Regions from separate parts of the Homo sapiens genome. Here region 1 is linked to region 2. Evidence: chromatin loops called from intact Hi-C (ENCODE). Cell type or tissue: heart left ventricle. All regions are shown on one strand. Links, peaks and the distances in the headings refer to the core of each region. The heading gives the core; the rest is flanking DNA. Region 1 holds the start of SZT2-AS1 (SZT2 antisense RNA 1). Region 2 holds the start of ZNF691 (zinc finger protein 691).

Region 1 (5,840 bases), core at 2,105-4,604, 600 kb after region 2:
AGGTCTGAGTCTTGGGAAGTAGGCAGCCCGTCTGTTGCCACCTCCATCTCCCCTGAGCTCAGGGACAACTCTGCAGCCACCTTTTCATCCACTGTCAAATCTCAGATTCCCGTGTTTGTGGCCCCTGCTCTATGTTCCTCTCCAGATTCTGTGTTCTCTGCCCTTTCCCAGTGGCTGTATGCGAAAAATGAGCTGTTCACCTTACACATAGCTACTTTCGTGTCTCCAGATTTGTGAGTTTATCAAGGCATGTTCTCCCTCCTCTCTGTTTTCAGTTAGAACCTTTTCAAGCCAGTAGTCCAGAAATGCCAGTTCCAACTCTCTCATGTTTCTGTGACCAGCTCCCCACTCCCCAGGTTTCCCTCTCTTCCAGGCATTAGGAAGAGAAGGCGTGCCTGCCCCTCCTGTGATCCCATCTCAGAGGCCAGGCTGGCCCCTCCTACCCTGGGGAGGAGCTGCCCAGCTTGCTATCTTGACAGCCAGTTCCCAGCTCTAGGAGCTTCTCTAAAGGACTTTAGTTTGCACACTTGCCATAAGTTATGCTCTTTCCCCCAAATCTGAATTCCTTTAGACACTGGGTTAAAAAAAAAAATGTTTCTACAGCAAAATTTAAAGCCAGGTCTTCCCTTCCCACCAATCTTTAACAATCACCAATCACTAAGTCTTGTCCCAGTTTCCTTGAGGTTTAAATGGGACATTTTTTCCACCAGAGGTTTTGACCCCCAGCAAGAATTCTGGCAGTTTATAGCCCCTTGGCGTGAGTGGGTCCCCCCAACCCCTTCTGTTCTGTCCCTTCTTCCCAGTCCCTCCCCTGCTTCCCTTCTCCCCTATCCTCTGCACTAAACTGTAACGAGCAGTAGGCCTCTGAAAGCCTGGAACTGCCATCCCCCCCAATCAAAAGACAGCAGCTTTGCCCTTTCAGAGGAAGGTACCTAACCAGGCATCAAGCATCTCCTTGAATTTTCCTAATCAAATTGTAGACAGGCATCACCTTCCCCCTTCTCTTTCCTGCCCAGCACACACCCTCTCAGTAGCAGAGGCTTAGTCTCCACCTCCCCACTGAGCACTGTTTTTGCCTCCCTTGAAGCAGCAGCTGCTATGGAGAGAGCCCAGCCTTGCAGTCTAGACCTGGACTCCAAGCCCAGCCTTGCCACTCACAGTGGCAGCTTTGTGGGTCTGTTTCCTCCCTTGCAAAATGATTCCATATAAAACAGATTCTGGGTCTGATCACCATGACTGCATGCCACTAGCCTGCCTCATCCTCTTATCCCTCCTCCTTTTCTATAGCACCAGCCGGCCACGGGCCATGGCTATCCTTGGAACAGAGGGTCGAGGCTCCTTCTCCTGCCCTAAAACCAAGACTGATGGGAGCCCCAAGGTAACTTGTCATATAATGGTAAAGTTACTGATGCTAAATTACTTTCCCACGGCCTGAGGTCATTGACCCTGAGTGATGTACCGAGGTCACTGATCCCAGACTGACACCATTAAAGTCAGGGTCCAAGGGACTTCCACCCTACTGATTCGAGGCTGGTGAGCCCCCAAACCTTGCCCCCTTTTTTGTTTCTTCAGAGCACTAGCTCTCCGGTAACCACCTACCACCTGCAGCGGGCACTGCCTGGGGGCATCATCCTCATGGAACTGGCATTCCAGGTAAGCAGGAGGAGCACTGAGTGGAGACAGCCAGACCCACCTGTCTCTCGCCTTCCTGATCTCATCTTCACCTTCCCTCCAGGGCTGTTACTTCTGTGTCAAACAGTTTGCCCTGGAATGTTCCCGAATCCCAATGGGGCAGGCTGTCAACTCACAGGTATGTGAATGAGCTGCGGGCACAGTCAGTGCACCCCAGTGTGCTGTGGGCAGCATGGCTCCATGTCCCATTTGCTGGGCAGTAGAGTAATGCAGTAGGCGGGCTGGCCCAGTGATTGATTCACTGCTATGGCCTGGCTAGGTCAGTGCTCATTCTGGTGCCATGACTGCACTCACTACAAGGCTGACCCCATCGGTCATCCAAAGCGTGTTCAGCTGTAGCCCTGAGGCAGCACAGTGCCTGGTCTGGCCTGTAGTCATCTAGAGTCTGTGGCAGACCCTGATGGAATCTGGGATAGAGCAAAATGGCCCAGTTTCTGAAAATGGCCCTAGTTTCATGGAGATAGTTACAATACAGTATGAAAAAGGGAGGCTAGAATGGGGAGGCCTTCCCACAGAAACCATTCTGGCAGAGGGCGTTCCACTAGGCCACAGCAGCAGGGGAAATCTTGTGCTTCTTCCCACGGAAGGAGGGAAATGTGTTTTGGGCAGCCAGTGCAGCCATACCTTAACCCTGTCTCCTGCTGCTGCCTCCCCAGCTGTCCATGCTGTTCACAGAGGAGTGTGACAAGGTGCGGGACCTGATGCACGTGCACTCGTTCAGCTATGACTTCCATCTGCGCCTCGTGCATCAGCACGTGCTAGGTGCCCATCTGGTGCTGCGGCACGGCTACCACCTCACCACCTTTCTGCGACACTTCCTGGCCCACCACCCTGACGGACCCCACTTTGGCCGCAATCACATTTACCAAGGTCAGTGCCCAAGGGCAAGCCAGTGAACCCAAAAAAGAACAGGCCACAGGTGCCTCCAGGTCAGGGCTGGTGGGACCACCTCCCTGGACAAGTGGTCCCATGTTGTTAATCATCTCATGTCACACATACCACGTCCCCATGTTTCTGTCCTGTGTCTGTTTCTTACCAGAGTTTGGACCCCATGTCACATGTCCCCTGCCCTCTGAGTCACTTCTGTCCCATCTCAGTGTTCCACAGGAATGCAGGAGCTCCTAAGGAAAGCAGACCCACTCTGCCTGCCAGTCAGAGCCTTAAAGACTCCCATCCCTGTGCCCCACCAGACCAGTGTGTCTGTCCTAGGCTTAGTGTCTGCTGTCTCCTGTTACTTATCCCTCAGGGACATTGGAGCTCCCCACACCACTCATTGCTGCCCACCAGCTATACAACTACGTGGCTGATCACGCCAGCTCTTACCACATGAAGCCATTGCGAATGGCCCGGCCAGGGGGCCCAGAACACAACGAGTATGCCCTGGTGTCGGCATGGCACAGGTAAGGCTGAGAGGGGCATCCAGCATGCACGCTGCAGGAGCTGGGGTTGGGACATACTTGCAGTAGGGAGACCAATGTTTTCTTGGGCAGGGGTGAGGTTTGTTTTATTAGAACCCCAGAGTTGACATCTCCCCAACCCGTCCTGCACAGTTCTGGCTCCTACCTGGACTCTGAGGGACTTCGACACCAGGATGACTTTGATGTGTCTCTGCTTGTCTGTCACTGTGCTGCACCCTTTGAGGAGCAAGGAGAGGCTGAGCGGCACGTTCTGCGGTCAGCAGATCCCCTACCTTGAACATGCCCATTTCCCAGCCTGCCCCACCCTGCCCTGTGTGTCTCTTGCTACAACCACCACTCTCCTGCCCTGCTCCCCACCCCAGGCTACAGTTCTTCGTGGTGCTCACCAGCCAGCGAGAGCTCTTCCCCAGGCTCACTGCTGACATGCGCCGCTTCCGGAAGCCACCCAGACTGCCCCCTGAGCCAGAGGCTCCTGGGAGTTCAGCTGGCAGCCCTGGGGAGGCCTCAGGGCTTATTCTAGCGCCTGGACCGGCTCCTCTGTTCCCACCACTGGCTGCAGAGGTGGGCATGGCACGAGCACGGCTGGCTCAGCTGGTGCGGCTGGCTGGAGGGCACTGCCGTCGGGACACCCTTTGGAAGCGCCTCTTCTTGCTGGAGCCACCGGGGCCTGATCGACTGCGGCTAGGGGGGCGCCTGGCCCTGGCAGAGCTGGAGGAACTCCTAGAAGCAGTCCATGCCAAATCCATTGGGGACATCGACCCCCAGCTGGTAAGGAACTGTGGGCTCCCGAAAGAGCTGGGATAGGTGCCAGGAATTCCACTGGCAGCCAGGGCAGAGGGCACAGGAATCTGAGGTGACTGGCACAGAAGACTCAGGCCTGTGGCTCCTCCCTCAGGACTGCTTCCTATCCATGACGGTCTCCTGGTACCAGAGCCTGATCAAAGTTCTCCTAAGCCGCTTCCCCCAGAGCTGTCGCCATTTCCAAAGCCCAGACTTGGGAACTCAGTACCTGGTAAGTCCCCTTGAGCTTCCTCTGAAAAGGGAAACACAGCAGAAATCCTCACCAAACAGATGTGCCCCTCAGCCTGACCAAACAAGCTCTGCTCTGGAGGGAGGCCTAGACAGAACGGGACTACACAGATACATGTAAAACCCTTCCAGTACCGGGCATCGAGCTACAGCATGTGATTCTCTGAGCAGCTCTGCCCTCAAAGACTCACCAAGAATACAAGCCTTGGCTTGAGATCCTGAGGGCCAGGCTCTGGAACTGACAACCCAAGGAGCTGTCAGAACTTTGTCAGTAGGCTGGAGCCCCAGAAAGGACCCCTTGGACTTTGAAGCCTTGTTACTTAAAGTGTGGTCCACAGACCAGCAGCCGCAGCACCTGGGAGCTTGCTGAAATGCAGGCTCTCCGGCCACATTTCAGACTGTTGACTCGGGATCTGCAGGTTGACAGTCTCCCCAGGTGATTTGTGTGCACACTGAGGCGTGAAAGCACTGCTGTAAAGGACAGGTAGAGAGAACTGTGGTGGTGGACACGAGCACAGGGCATTAAGGAGCCCACAGAGATGGGCCCAGCCAGAGCTGAGGTTCAAGAGAGGAGGCATTACAAGAGAAGACTTCAAGTGAGAAAGTAGGAGGTGGAGCCAGGTGAGGGGTCCTGCAGCACAGTGCTTGTGCAGAGGATTCATTTCAGGGTGCAGGAAGGGTCTCCCAGAGAAGCCAAGGTCAGTTAGGATGAGGCTGCAGTAGTGTCGGCGGTTGTGAATGGAGGCAGGTGCTCCTGCGGGTGGTGGGAAGGCTGGAGCAGGAGTGGGTTTTGGGGAAGGGTGACAAGCCCAGCTTGGGGCAAGCTGAGTCTGGGGTCCATAGGCCCTTCACTGTCTGCAAGGTCTGTGGGCATCAGGGATTCGAGCTCAGGAGAGTCCTAGGCAGCAGCTCTGTGAACAGGCGGTAACTGAAGCCTTGGGAGAGCAAATCATCCCGGGATGGATCACCAAGCAGAGCGTTAGGGAGCAGATGGACATAAGGGGACGACAAGACAATCCCAGGGGTGGTCAGAGAGGAGTCCCAGGACAGGAGGCAAGGAGGTTGTGCCAGGGGTACAGCACTCTCTGTTGATTGGCTTCAGTGTGCCAGGCTCTGTGTGGGGCCTCCAGGATCAACTGTTACCCCTCATTCTGATGCAGCTCAGACAGGCTGACCAGCAAGCCAGCGAGGATGAGGACTGAGGCTCAATTTGGAGACACGGTCCTATGTGACCTCAGGGTGCAGGCGGGGTGAGGTGTGGAGATGGAAGTAGGCCTCTCCTCATCCTCCCTTCACCTCAGGATGCCCTGTGGGAGGGTCTGTAGGGTCTGTGTCCCCTCCTCATCTTTCACTGCAGGTTGTGCTGAATCAGAAGTTCACTGACTGCTTTGTGCTAGTGTTTCTGGACTCCCACTTAGGAAAGACGGTAAGAACGAGTGGGGGGCTTTGTGTCAGCCTCATGGGAGGCCGTACCCCAAATGCTCCACCTCGGAGCCTGCTGAGGTTGGGGTGCCCACCCTTTCTGAGCCCTGCCTCCTATCCCCACCCATGCCCTCCTCTCACCAGTGCATCCCCACCGTGTTCCCCACAGTCTCTGACAGTGGTTTTCCGAGAGCCCTTCCCAGTACAGCCCCAGGACAGCGAGAGCCCCCCTGCCCAACTGGTCTCCACCTACCACCACCTGGAGTCTGTCATCAACAC
Region 2 (13,057 bases), core at 5,519-8,018:
CCTAGTCCTGGATACTTTGGTGATCTTGTTGTGTCTGGATTGACGAACACGTGTCAGGCTTAATTAGGGATGCACGCGGAACCCGGGAAAATCCCTGCTCAGGGGGGCTGGAAGACCTGGAGGTTGATCCTTGAACAGGGTACTTTTAGCTTCTCCGATAAGGAGATTGGGTTATTTTATCTTTAAACTCCCTTCCAGCTCTACCCTCCTTTGATTTTAAGTTATAAACCTTGAGTGAGGTGCCAGACTCTAGGCTTCGTTGGACGTCTACAGGACGGTCAAGGATTACCAACTCAAAGTAAAGAAGGAAATTTGAGTACTTGCCCCCTTGGAGGTTGTGTAGGTTGGCTATACAGATTCTACAACTTCCCAGACGAGTGGCCCTGAGACTTGGGGCTGAACGCGCGAGCACGGAAAGAAATCCCACCGTAGGACGGAACCCAGTCTCTTCAGCTCCATCCTAAACTTCGCAAGTTTTCTCTGAGTCTACGCGCTTCCTTAGGACTACAACTCCCAGCATGCCACGCCAGCGGTCAAAGCTTATTGGTGGTCCTGCCAGGTCGCTTGCGTTGTGGCAGTCATGGTAGCCAATGGAAATAAAGAATTATCCCAAGAAACCAATCCTGGAGTAGTAGGGCGGATCCTTCCTGGGTTCCGGCTCCGGCTCCAGCTCCTTCCCTCGCCTACAGAGGCGGCGCTGTCCCTGATCGAGCGGCGGGAGCGAGGTGGGTCCGGGTTGGGCCCGAGGTCGCGGGGGGAGGCGGACACGACTTCGCGGGAAACTCTGTACACGGCCACTTCCCTCTCACCGAGGATCTGGATGCTGCTGCTTTGCTCCCTGGACCGAGTGGGAAGCCAAGGGGCCTTGTGGTCCCTCCGCCGCGACCCTCGCCCTGGCCCCCGGCCCACGCAGCCAGGTGGCTGTCCCCAACCCATTCCCCGGCCCTTCTGTTGGGTTTGAGTATACAGCCTTCCTGCCGCTGACCATACGTTTAGGATCAGCCCCTCCTCCTCTCCCACCTCTCTGGCCCCAAGCCCGCCGGCAATCTCTGAAACCAGCTCTTGTACCCTTGGACCTCCGCCATTGGCTTCTCCCCGCCCCGCAACACACAACTCAGCTCTTGGGCCCTGGCCTGTGACACTTCTGGCAGCCTTTGCTTCCTCTTCCCTGACCGTCTCCTGCGACCCTCTGACTTCCTTGGTCCTCCTGTATCTCTGACCCGTTATCTAGCTTCCCTGTACAATTACCCTGTTAGCACCTTGCTCTTGGTCTTTCATAGCTCCTCTCTCCTCTTCCTCCCTGCAGCCCTTGACTTGGCCCCAAAGACCTGTAACTTCGGACCTCCATACCGCACTATGGCTTGGCCCCTTGCCTTTAACCTAGGCGCTTCACCTTCATCATCTGTGATCACTAGCCCCATCTTCTTGGCTCTTAACTTCTTAGACCTGGCCCCTCCTCCACTTCTCAGCCCCTTCCACCGTTGCTTCTCTCTGTGCAGCTGAGCCACCAGGAAGACAAAGCCCAATAGACCCCTTTTCCCCCCAGATCTCTGCAGTGTGATATGAAAGTGCCTCTGTACTTCAGCTGCACTGTCTTCTCAGTAGGTAGTTGCCTCTTTATCTCTGCAAGTCCCAGTCTTACCCATCCTGCAAACCTTAGGTCAAATACCTACTCCTCCTTGAAACTTCTCAGCCCTGATTTCATCAGGGAGATACATCTGTATCATGTGAACTTCAGTGGTACTGTTTTTATTTCCTTCCTTCCCGTCTTCTCTCCTTTTTTCCTTCAGTAATAGTATAATGGTTAAAAGCACTGACTTTGAAGTGATGGGCATAGGCCCCAGTTCTGCCACTTACTTGCTGTGTGCCCTTGGGCAAGATACTTAATTTCTCTGAGCCTCAGCTTTCTCATCTCTAAAATAAGGATGATGTGAAGTGAAATTAGATGATTCATATATGGTCCTTAGTCCACAGCTTAGCACTTGATTCGAGCTTTAAAAAAATGTTAATAATGTGCCAGGTGCTGTGTTAGACACTGAGGAGTGGGTACAAAGGTGACTAAGGCACAGTTCCTGCCCCTGTCCCCTGAACTTAACCTTCTGCATTGTATGACAATTTCTGGAGTTCACGGTCTGTTTCAGTACACTGTATCACAAACTGAGTGGTAATCATAATCCTAAATCCTTTTGCTCTTACATTGACCTAGCATCCAGCCCCGGGTAGAGCTGGAACTTGGTAAATTATAGGTTCTCAGAATAGCAGTTTCGGAAGTGAGTGGAGGCTGAATAGCTCATTGCGTAGAGATACTGTAGCTGTAGGTCAGATGGGAGCAGGGCAGGGGGTGGGGGATGGGATGGTGGCGTGAATTAAGATCACATCCTGTCACTTATACATTCAAAAGACATTTGAGCACCCAGCTTTATGCTGCAGAAGGAGATTACTAATATGACCCAGTCCCTTTCCTCAAGTTGCTTATAAACTACTAATAGAAACAGACATGTTCTACTAGTAGTTGCAAACCACTATAAGCCAAGCACAAGATTCTGTGACTGCATAAAGGAGAAAGTAGGCAGGAATCAGGAGATTGCTGAGGAAAAGTGGGTGAGACAGTTCATGGTTACTTGTGTCCCATGAAGACAGAGCTGGTGTTTTATTCAACTCATTCAACAAATACTTATGAAGGATCTACTGTATATGGCTGCCACTACTCTAGGAGTTTTGGTTACATTGGTAAATTAAAAAAAAAACAAAAAAACAACAAAGACACCAGCTCTCATGGAACTTATGTTTTAGGGAAGCAGACAATAAATAATAGACATAAAGAGAATGTCAGAAGGTAAGATGTGCTATGGGGCAGGAGGACTGGGAGTGTGGGAGTGATTTTAATTTTTTAAAGGATGGTCAGGAAACAGTGTCTAAGTATCAAGGAATAGTTTCTCATGTTTACTTGCATTTTTGGAAGTAAAGCAAACCAATTATTTTTCATATTCTTATCTAAATTCTTCAAGGAACACTAACAGGGATTGGCAAACCACAGCTCACCTCCTGTTGCTTTAAATAAAGTTTTATTAGAGCACAGCCACACATTCCTTTATGTCTTGTCTATGGCTGCTTTCATGATTCATGATACAGTGGCAGAATTGAATAGTTACAGCAGATATCCCATGGCCATAAATATTTACTAAATATTATCTGGCCCTTTACAGAAAAAGCTTGTCAACCTCTGGTTCTTAAAGAGTTGAGGTTCTGTCTGTATTTCACATTTTAGAAGGTTATATACAGTTTTATGCTATTTTTAAGTTAAAAGTTTTTTCTTAATGAGATCATTTAAAAGATCTTTTTCTTGTATTCTTCACAGGGCCTGGACGTAGTGTCTTCAACAGTTGTAACAGCAGCTGCCATTTGCTGAATGACAGCATGTGTCACACACTCTGCTGAGTATTACAGGCATTTTTTTCTAATACAAAGTCTTGTAGTGTGGGTAGGTATCACAATTTTAGTGAAGAGGGAGTTTAGGCTCAGAGTGGTTGAATAATTTGCAGAGAGCGATAAAGATAGTATGTGTCACAGTTGTAATCCAACCCTAAATGTAGTCAGTACCCCTTTCTTTATTCTGTGTTTCTTTTTTCCAGAAATACTTGCAGACTTGAAGGAATTATCAGTCTTTCATTTTCTATCATCAGTGTCCTATGATAGTTTGTGCTTCCCTCCCTCATCCCTTTGTTCATGTCACTCTGTTCACCAACCCACTCTGCTGAAATGTCGTTATTTCTTCAAGGCCCGGAGGAAATGCTACCACTCTCATCAGAGGTACTTTTCCCCCCAACTCTTTCCCTGTCCTTGGCTGTAGGAACCCAAAGGAGTCTGTGCAGCTTAGCACACATTAGTGATGTTTGCACAAATCAGGACCTGTACTGGGCACTCTTATGTGTTTAGTTTTGGGGTGGGGTGTGGGGAGTGTGGTTTGTGTGTCTGTGTCTGTGTTTATCTTTGTGTGTACTTGGTATGTGAGTGTGTGTCTGTGTGTGGTGTATGGGTATATGTGTATAGACATGTATGTAGCTATATATGTGTGTGGCTGTGGTATGTGGCTATATGTGGTATGAGTGTGTATGTAGTATGTATGTGTGTGGTGTGATAATGTATGGCTGTGTGTGGTGTGTAGGTGTATAGCTGTTGTGTGTGGTATGAGAATGTGACCGAGTATGTCAGGTATGTGAGTATGACCGTGTTACGTGAGAATATGGCTTTGTGTATGGTGTGACTGTGTCTGTGTGATTCTGCTTGCTTGTGTGCATGCATGCGTGTGTGGGCGGGGGGTGTGGGTGGGGCTTTGTATGGTGTTTGAGAATGTAGTGGAGGGCACTGACTGATCAGAAGAAACACAGCCCAGGCCCCACAGTAGGTCCTGGAGGTCCCAGGTATTAACCCAGATGTTTACTTGCTAGATTCTGGTGTGGGCTGGAGAGGGGTAGAGTGGCAGAAATCTCAAGAAAAGCCAAAGCTGGGCCTTGTCACCTAGGAAAGCCTCAAGATTTAGAGGTTTTGTTTTGTTCATTTTGAAAGCAGGCATATAGGTAGATACTTGTAAGGAAGGTTTTTCAAAAAGGATTAAACATAAAAAGAGTTACAGTTAACTTACAGTTAGGCAGAAAAATTGAACTTATCCCAAAATGAAAGCTCTTTTACTTGCCCATGAATTATAGTCTGGATTGTCATTGCTTAGTGGTTTCAAGAAGAGTGACATTATTCAAATGGCACAAATATCATCTGGTGGTGGTGGACAAAGCCGGTGCCTTCTTTTTGCTCTGGTGGGTAGCTTTAAATATCTCTGAAAGTTTGTCACTTAAAAGGTAGCAAGTAAAGGTATTCTATCCAAGTATTCCAGTTGATTGAGGTTATTTCTAATGGATGGTCCCATGGGGAAGGTGTATACCCTTCAAACTGAACAAAAGATTCCCTGTGATCTGGCCCAACCCAAAGAATAAAGGTGTTGGCCATTTGTGTTCATTCTCAGGGTTCAGAGATGGGCAGTGAGAAGGAGCAGAGTCCAGAACCACACCTGCCTGAGGAAGGGGAAGGGGGTAAGCCTTGGAGAGTGGATGACTCAGAGGGTTCTTGGATCCCACCTGGGGAGAAGGAGCATGGGCAAGAGAGCCTGTCGGATGAACTGCAAGAAACTCATCCAAAAAAGCCATGGCAGAAAGTCACTGTCCGGGCTCGAGAGCTAGGGGACCCCATTGCTCATCCAAGGCATGAGGCAGATGAGAAGCCCTTTATATGTGCCCAGTGTGGCAAAACCTTCAATAATACCTCCAACCTGAGAACACACCAGCGGATCCACACTGGTGAGAAGCCTTACAAGTGTTCTGAATGTGGCAAGAGCTTCTCGAGAAGCTCCAACCGCATCCGGCACGAGCGGATCCACCTGGAAGAGAAACACTACAAATGCCCCAAGTGCCAGGAGAGCTTTCGGCGGCGCTCAGACCTCACCACGCACCAGCAAGATCACCTAGGCAAGCGGCCATACCGCTGTGACATCTGTGGCAAGAGCTTCAGCCAGAGTGCCACGCTAGCTGTGCATCACCGGACCCACCTGGAGCCAGCACCCTACATCTGCTGTGAGTGTGGGAAGAGCTTCAGCAACAGCTCCAGCTTTGGCGTGCATCACCGCACCCACACAGGTGAGAGACCTTATGAGTGCACTGAGTGTGGGCGGACCTTCAGCGATATCTCCAACTTTGGAGCACACCAGCGGACCCACAGAGGGGAGAAGCCCTACCGGTGCACTGTGTGTGGGAAACACTTCTCCCGGAGCTCGAATCTCATCCGCCACCAGAAAACTCACTTGGGCGAACAGGCTGGGAAAGATTCCAGCTGAAGGAGAGCCCCATTTAGAGTGAGGGAGAGAGAGTGAGAGACCCTAACCTATTGGAGGAAGATCTTCAGCATCTTTTGCTGCTACCTTGACCTCAAGCCCTTCATCCCACTTTGGAGAATGGTTTTGTATAGCCTCTGAAGTCAGGATCTCAGGAAGTCCTGAGGAGGGACTCTGGAATAAAAACCCTTGCCTCTTTCCAGGCCAATTTCTCGTGTTGGAAAGTCAGAAGACCCAGTCTTGGCTTTACTTTCTTGGGGTGAAAGAGAAATAGGGTAGGCTCAGAACATGCTCATGTTATTAAGGCAGCAGTCCCCCTGGCCTTTGAGGAAGTACTTATGAGATGGGTGTCACTGTCTGAAGGTTCTCCAAATTGTCTGTGAACTGCTTAGGTAGGAGTGCACTGCAGTTTCCTGCTAGTTCCCACCTGTTGTGCCCCAACTTTGCTTCTAGATCTCTGGGGTGGGAGGAGTGACCTTCTCAATGGAAGGGGCCTCCTTGGTCTGGAGAAGAGATCTGAGGTCCCACCTTAGAAATGAAAGGGAAACCCTCAGGGAGCCATGACCCAGGGACCTTCACACTCCCCCATGTTTGTTACTTGTTATCCCTCCCCCAACCTGCCTCTGTTTTCCCCAGAGTGATTAGCAGTAAAACCCTTCAATGAAAAGGACCCGTGTACTTATTTGGGGAAGTGGGGAGCTGGGGAGATTGTCCCACTGAACCCACTCTGGAAGGGATTTGAATTCTAAGAAAGACAGATGGGTAGATGCTCTGAAAAGCAAAGGAAAGCAGACTGAGTTTCTGGGGCCTTTGAGGAGAAGGGGGAAAGGAAAGGAACTAACATTAATTGAGCATCCACTACATGCGATTAATTCTGTCAGTCACATTTACATTCATTATCTCATGTAGTTCTCACAGCAACTCTCAAAGGAATAAGAAGAGGACATGAAAGTGAGGGAAGATAAAGTCACTTGCTGTGAAGTCATACAGCAAGTACGTTGTGGAGCAGAGTTCAAACTTGGGCCTCCCTGACTGCCAGCTGTTGCTCTTTTCACTACATTTACCTTTTGGCTTCTGAAGGAGGAGCCACTTAGGAGACTTGCCTGGAGTTAGGAGCCAGTGTGGCCTCTTCATATGGCCTTGGGCCATTTGCTCTATGGCAAGTCAGTGCCAAGCATGAGAACGTTTTCAACTTTATTTTATTTTGAGGTCAACTTTATTTTATTTTGAGACAGGATCTTGCTCTGTCGCCCAGGCTGGAGTGCAGTGGTGTGATCACAGCTCACTGCAGCCTTGATCTCCTGGGCTCAAGTAATCCTCCCACCTCAGTGTATGGAGTAGCTGGGACTGCAGGTGCACACCACCACACCTGGCCTCAATGTTATTGATTGAGCACTTACTCTGTGCCAAGGAAAAACGGCAGTGACGGGGAGTACAGGGTGAAGGGTGGGATAAGGTGAGAGAAATCTTAAAACCCATAATGAGAGTCTTTGCTTTTAGTAGCAATAGTTTAGTCCTCAAGGCTGGAACAGCTTAGCAGGGATTATGTCTGGTTTCCTGTCCTCCTGGTTTAGGCCTGGCTCCACATGGCAGATTTCAGTGTTTTCTACATGGAAGTTTAGTGTTCACCCAGTTTTCCTCTAACAAATACAAAAGAACCCTTCCTCTAACAAATACAAAAGACCCCTATCTACCTCTCTTGTGAATCTGGGGCCCTACTCTTCCAGAGTGAGGGGCCCTCTTCATTTGTAGCCAGTTGGCAGAGTGTGATTCTGGCACCGGGCTTGGAACTGACATCACCCATAACCTTACCTAACATGGGGACCCTGCCGTTCACCAGTAAGAGATGTGCCAGGAACTTTACACTCATTATTGAATTCTCACAGCAACTAAGAGTGACTTGCATTTGCCGTATGTAGAAATAGGCTGATAAAGAAAGGGACTTGCCCAAGGTTACAGAGCAAGTAAATGCGGGGTGTAGGACCTGAACTACTGCCCAAATTCAAGTCCTGTATTTTATCCAACTATAAAAGACTTCCCAAATGATTCATTTATATTTATAGGGTACTTTACTGTTTACCAAGCACTTTTATTTCATACACATTTTCTGATTCCTTGAAAATCTCCACACAATATATTTTAAACATAGTCACCCAAACTTGTGTGTGTGAGTTGGCACACACCCTAATAATAAAAATCACCATCTTTTAAATACCTACTAAGTGCCAATTATTGTACAACTCTTATCTCTAGTCTTCATACTATCCTGTAAGGTAGTAATGTCCCCATGTTCAAGGCAAGAAAATTCTGTGAGATTAAATAACCAGACCTATTGGCAGAGTGGAGACTTAATTCAGGTATGTCTGATCCCAAGGTCAAGCTCTTCATTATACCCACTATCAAGCTAGGTCTACAGATCCCCTCTCAGTCTGGGAAGCTTAGTCTGACTCCTTCCTGACTTGGAGACTTTGTGACAACCACTGTGATTTTTTTTTTTTTTTTTTTTTTTTTTTGAGACAGAGTTTCATTCTTGTTGCCCAGGATAGAATGCAACGGCGGGATCTCGGCTCACTGCAACCTCCACCTCCCAGGTTCAAACGATTCTCCTGCCTCAGCCTCCCGAGTAGCTGGGATTACAGGCATGTGCCACCATGCTCGGCTAATTTTGTATTTTTAGTAGAGACGGGGTTTCTCTATGTTGGACAGGCTGGTCTCAAACTCCCGACCTCAGGTGATCCACCCGTCTCGGCCTTCCAAAGTGCTGGGATTACAGGCGTGAGCCACTGTGCTGAGCCCCACTGTGACTTTTATAATTATGAGTGTCTGCTGCCAGTTGGGCCTACGACCAATGTACCAGGCTCCTGCTTTGATCTTGGAACAAAGCTCCCCAGCCAATCTCACTTGTCTCTCTCTCTTTTTTTTTTTTTTTTTTTTGTGAGATGGAGTCTCTGTTGCCCAGGCTGGAGTGCAGTGGCGCGATCTTGGCTCACGGCAACCTCTGCCTCCCGGGTTCAAGCAGTTCTCCTACCTCAGCCTCCCGAGTAGCTGGGATTACAGGCATGTGCCACAACGCCCGGCTAATTTTTGTATTTTTACTAGAGATGGGGTTTTGCCATGTTGGCCAGGCTGGTCCTGACCTCAGGTGATCCGCTTGCCTCAGCCTCCCAAAGTGCTGGGATTACAGATGTGAGCCACTGTGCCCGGCTCACTTGCCCTTTTTTGACCCTAACTTATATGCTAACATTTTTTGTTTTAGTCAGTGCTTTTGAGTCCTGACTAGTCCTTTTATTCACTGTCTAACTTCCTTTTAAACTTTATTTTATCCTTCATTCCCCTTATTTTTTCCCTTTCTCCCTCATTCCATCTACTCTTTCTTCTCTTCCTCTCCCTCTTTTCCTCCTTCCCTCTTAGTAACTTGTAATACTGACATTGAAGACAATGTGGCCCCTGATTTCTAGTGTAGGAGATTGCCACACAAATCCAGAGTTGCAATGCAGGATGGTAGGTATCATTACAGTTGTACCCAGGATGCTGTAGAAGCCGGGGGAGTGCCTTAACCTGGCCTGTACTGGACAGTGGGGCCCAGAAGTGAGTAAGACATAGTCCTTCCTGGCTGGGTGCGGTGGCTCACTCCTGTAATCCCAGAACTTTGGGAGGCTGAGGTGAGCAGATCACGAGGTCAGGAGATTGAGACCATCCTGGCTGATACGGTGAAACCCCGTCTCTACTAAAAATATAAAAAATTAGCCGGGCGTGGTGGTGGGCGCCTGTAGTCCTAGCTACTCGGGAGGCTGAGGCAGGAGAATGGCATGAACCCAGGAGGCAGAGCTTGCAGTGAGCCGAGATCGCGCCACTGCACTCCAGCCTGGGCGACAGAGCAAGACTCCATCACAAAAAAAAAAAAAAAAAAAAAAAGACATAGTCCTTCCTGCAAGGAACGCAGAGGAAGTGAAAGTACTCTGAACAAGGTGCTGGGGGAACACAGGTGGGAATGGTTAACTTCACAGGAGAGGGGAATCTGAAAGGATGATTGAATTTGGTCTGAATGAATAGGTGTTTATAGCAGAGAAAAGAGAGGAAAGGGAAAGTTTATTTCAGACAGAAGGGAAGGCTTAGTGTTTTAGGAAATAATGAAATGTTTGATAGTGTGCCCTGTGTGAGGAGGAGAGGAAGCCCTTGTGTTGGATGCCAGGGTAAGAAATTTTGGATTGTGGACAATAAGGAATTTTAAAGCTGGGGAATGACATGATAATATTCACTCTTTATTTAGGAAAAGCACTTGGGCTAGTGTGGAGGATGAACTAAAGGGGGATGAGTGATTTGGAAACATGCTGTCTGTGTAAACCAGGTGCCAATTAGGACCCTCCTGATCCACAGAGAGTTCTGTATGATTGCCTCAGAGCATTGCCAATTCCACAAGATGGGAAAGTTCAAACTTTCCACACAATTTCTGCAGATTCCTTGGGTTTATGACCTCATAATCTCTTGCCTGAGATTCCTGTGATCTGTACAAACCTTTTCTATTTTGTCCCCATTAGTCCTGTCACAGAACTCAGCTCTTTTGATAAGTTTAGAATCCTTCCTAGAGATTGAGAATCTTAGTGAGGAGTTACATTAAGGCATGTGAGTAGCTTCCAATTCTGTCATCTCTGCTTGCCTCCCCACCCTCTCTCTGGATTGCCACAATAAGACTAGGGTGCATCATTGTTTTTTGTTTGTTTTTCTGAGATAAGGTCTCCCTCTTGCCCAGGCTGGAGTGCAGTAGTGTGATCACAGCTCACTGCAGCCTCCACCTCCTGAGCTCAAGCAATCCTCCTACCTCAGCCACCCCAGTAGCTGGGACCACAGATGTGTGCCACCGCACCTGGCTAATTATTTATTTTTGTTAGAGATGGTCTCACTGTCAGGCCTCTGAGCCCAGGCTAAGCCATCATAACCCCTGTGACCTGCACGTATACATCCAGATGGCCTGGAGCAACTGAAGAACCACAAAAGAAGTGAAACAGCCAGTTCCTGCCTTAACTGATGACATTCCACCATTGTGATTTGTTCCTGCCCCACCCTAACTAATGAATCAACCTTGTGACAGTCCTCCCCTGGACAAAGAGTCTCAGGAGCTCCCCACCGAGCACCATGTGACCCCCACCCCTGCCCGCAAGAGATAACCACCTTTAACTAATTTTCCACTACCTACCCAAATCCTATAAAACTGCCCCACCCCTATCTCCCTTTGCTGACTCTGTTTTTGGACTCAGCCCACTTGCACCCAAGTGAAAATAAACAGCCTTGTTGCTCACACAAAGCCTGGTTAGGTGGTCTCTTCACATGGATGTGCGTAACGTTTGATGCCAAAGAACCCGGGACAGGGGGACTCCTTTGAGAGATTGGCCCCCTGTCCTCACCCTCACTTCATGAAGAGATCCACCTATGACCTCGGGTCCTCAGACCAGCCCAAGGAACATCTCACCAATTTCAACTCAGGTAAGCGGTCTCTTTGCTCTCTTCTCCAGCCTCTCTTGCTACCCTTCAATCTCCCTATCTTTCCAATTTCAGTTCTCTTTCCTTTCTAGTAGAGACAAAGGAACACATTTTATCCGTGAACTCAAAAACTCTGACATCGGTCATGGATTTGGGAAGACAGTCTTCCCTTGGTGTCTGATCATAGCAGGGACGCCTGCCTTGATCATTCACCCACATTCCATTGGTGTCTGATCTCCATGGGGACGCCTGCCTTGATCATTCACCCACATTCCACTGGTGTCTGATCTCCACGGGGATGCCTGCCTTGATCATTCACCCACACTCCCTTGGTGGCAGGTCAATTGCAGGGATGCCTGCTTTGCCTGTTCACTCACATTACAGCCCAGGACTCAGTCAAGGATGCCTACTGGAAGCCTGGTAGGTGCCCACCTCCATTTCTCCATGTCTCTACCTTCCTCTTTAAACTTACCTTCTCCATTATGGGCAACTTTCCACCATCCATTCCTCCCTCTTCCCCCTTAGCCTGTGTTCCTAAAAACCTAAAACCCCTTCAACTAACACCTGATCTAAAACCTAAACATCTTATTTTCTTCTGTAATACTGCTTGACCCCAGTACAAACTTGACAATAGTTCCAAGTGGCCAGAGAATGGCACTTTTGATTTGTCTATCCTACAAGACCTAGATAATTTTTGTCAAAAATTGGGCAAATGGTCTGAGGTGCCTTACGTCCAGGCCTTTTTTACACTTCGCTCTCTCCCTAGTCTCTGCTCCCAATGCAGCTTGTCCCAGATTTTCCTTCTTTCTCTCCCGTTTGCTCCTTCAGTCTCCATCCCAAGTTCAGAGTCCTCCAAATCCTCCTTTTCCACTGACCCCTCTGACCTCTCTCCTCTTCCCCTGGCTGCTCCTTGCCAGGCTGAATTGGGTCCCAATTTTTCCGCAGTCTCTGCTCCCCAACCCTATAACCCTTCTATTACACCCCTCCTCACACCTGGTCTGGCTTACAGTTTCGTTCCGTGACTAGCTCTCCTCCACCTGCCCAACAATTTCCTCTTAGAGAGGTGGCTGGAGCTGAAGGCATAGTCAGGGTACATGTGCTTTTTTCCCTATTGGACCTCTCCCAGATCAGTCAGCATTTAGGCTCTTTCTCATCAGACCCCACTAAATATATACAGGAATTCCAATATTTAACTCAGTCCTACAATTTAACCTGGAGTGACTTAAATGTCATCCTGACTTCTACCCTCTCCCCAGATGAGCGAGAGTTTATACCCTAGCCCAATCTCATGCTGATGACTGCCAGCGTCCTGAGCCAGGCCTCCAAGAAGACACCAGGGCAGTTCCCCAGGAGGATCCCCAATGGGGATACCAAACAGGCTCCCAAGATACAGCTAGGCAAGATTACATGGTCTCTTGCCTAGTTGAGGGGCTTAAAAAGGCAGCATACAAAGTTGTTAATTATGACAAACCTAAAGAAGCCACCCAAGGTAAGGACGAAAACCCAGCTCAGTTCATGGCCCGCTTGGTGGCTACCCTCAGACGCTTTACAGCCCTGGACCCAGAAGGGCCAGAAGGCTGTCTTATTCTTAATATGCATTTTATTATCCAGTCTGCTCCCGACATTAGGAAAAAATTCCAAAAACTAGATTCCAGCCCTCAAACCCCACAACAAGACTTAATTAACCTCGCCTTCAAGGTG

Evidence for each region. Peaks named below come from ENCODE experiments on the same cell type or tissue, not always from the same donor. Only the 100,000 strongest peaks of a DNase experiment are listed, where the experiment ranks them.
Region 1: a loop joins it to region 2, with 6 times the contacts of the local background. A loop is called at or near these places in 1 of 110 quality-filtered maps.

What each region holds. Positions count from the first base shown.
Region 1 is chr1:43,444,607-43,450,446 of GRCh38, forward strand. SZT2 (SZT2 subunit of KICSTOR complex) reads left to right here. Exons shown (of 72, transcript NM_001365999.1): 63 at 1,288-1,378; 64 at 1,573-1,653; 65 at 1,736-1,810; 66 at 2,349-2,562; 67 at 2,939-3,092; 68 at 3,243-3,365; 69 at 3,473-3,878; 70 at 4,006-4,122; 71 at 5,497-5,565; 72 at 5,731-5,840. SZT2-AS1 (SZT2 antisense RNA 1) reads right to left here and starts at 4,038. Exons shown (of 2, transcript NR_046744.1): 1 at 3,497-4,038; 2 at 3,170-3,326. It overlaps MIR6735 (microRNA 6735), which reads left to right and starts at 3,933; the gene lies at 3,933-4,005. In heart left ventricle, for the core only: no CTCF peak of the experiment used is centred there; a DNase peak (open chromatin) is centred at 3,075; H3K27ac peaks cover 476 bases.
Region 2 is chr1:42,845,933-42,858,989 of GRCh38, forward strand. It overlaps ZNF691 (zinc finger protein 691), which reads left to right and starts at 681. Exons shown (of 4, transcript NM_001242739.2): 1 at 681-725; 2 at 3,359-3,481; 3 at 3,633-3,810; 4 at 5,018-6,545. The coding sequence starts at 3,727. The coding sequence ends at 5,881. ZNF691-DT (ZNF691 divergent transcript) reads right to left here and starts at 482. Exons shown (of 5, transcript NR_186083.1): 1 at 325-482. It overlaps LOC339539 (a long non-coding RNA gene), which reads left to right and starts at 11,690. Exons shown (of 4, transcript NR_104171.1): 1 at 11,690-11,776. RefSeq lists enhancers at 218-487, 648-717. In heart left ventricle, for the core only: no CTCF peak of the experiment used is centred there; no DNase peak of the experiment used is centred there.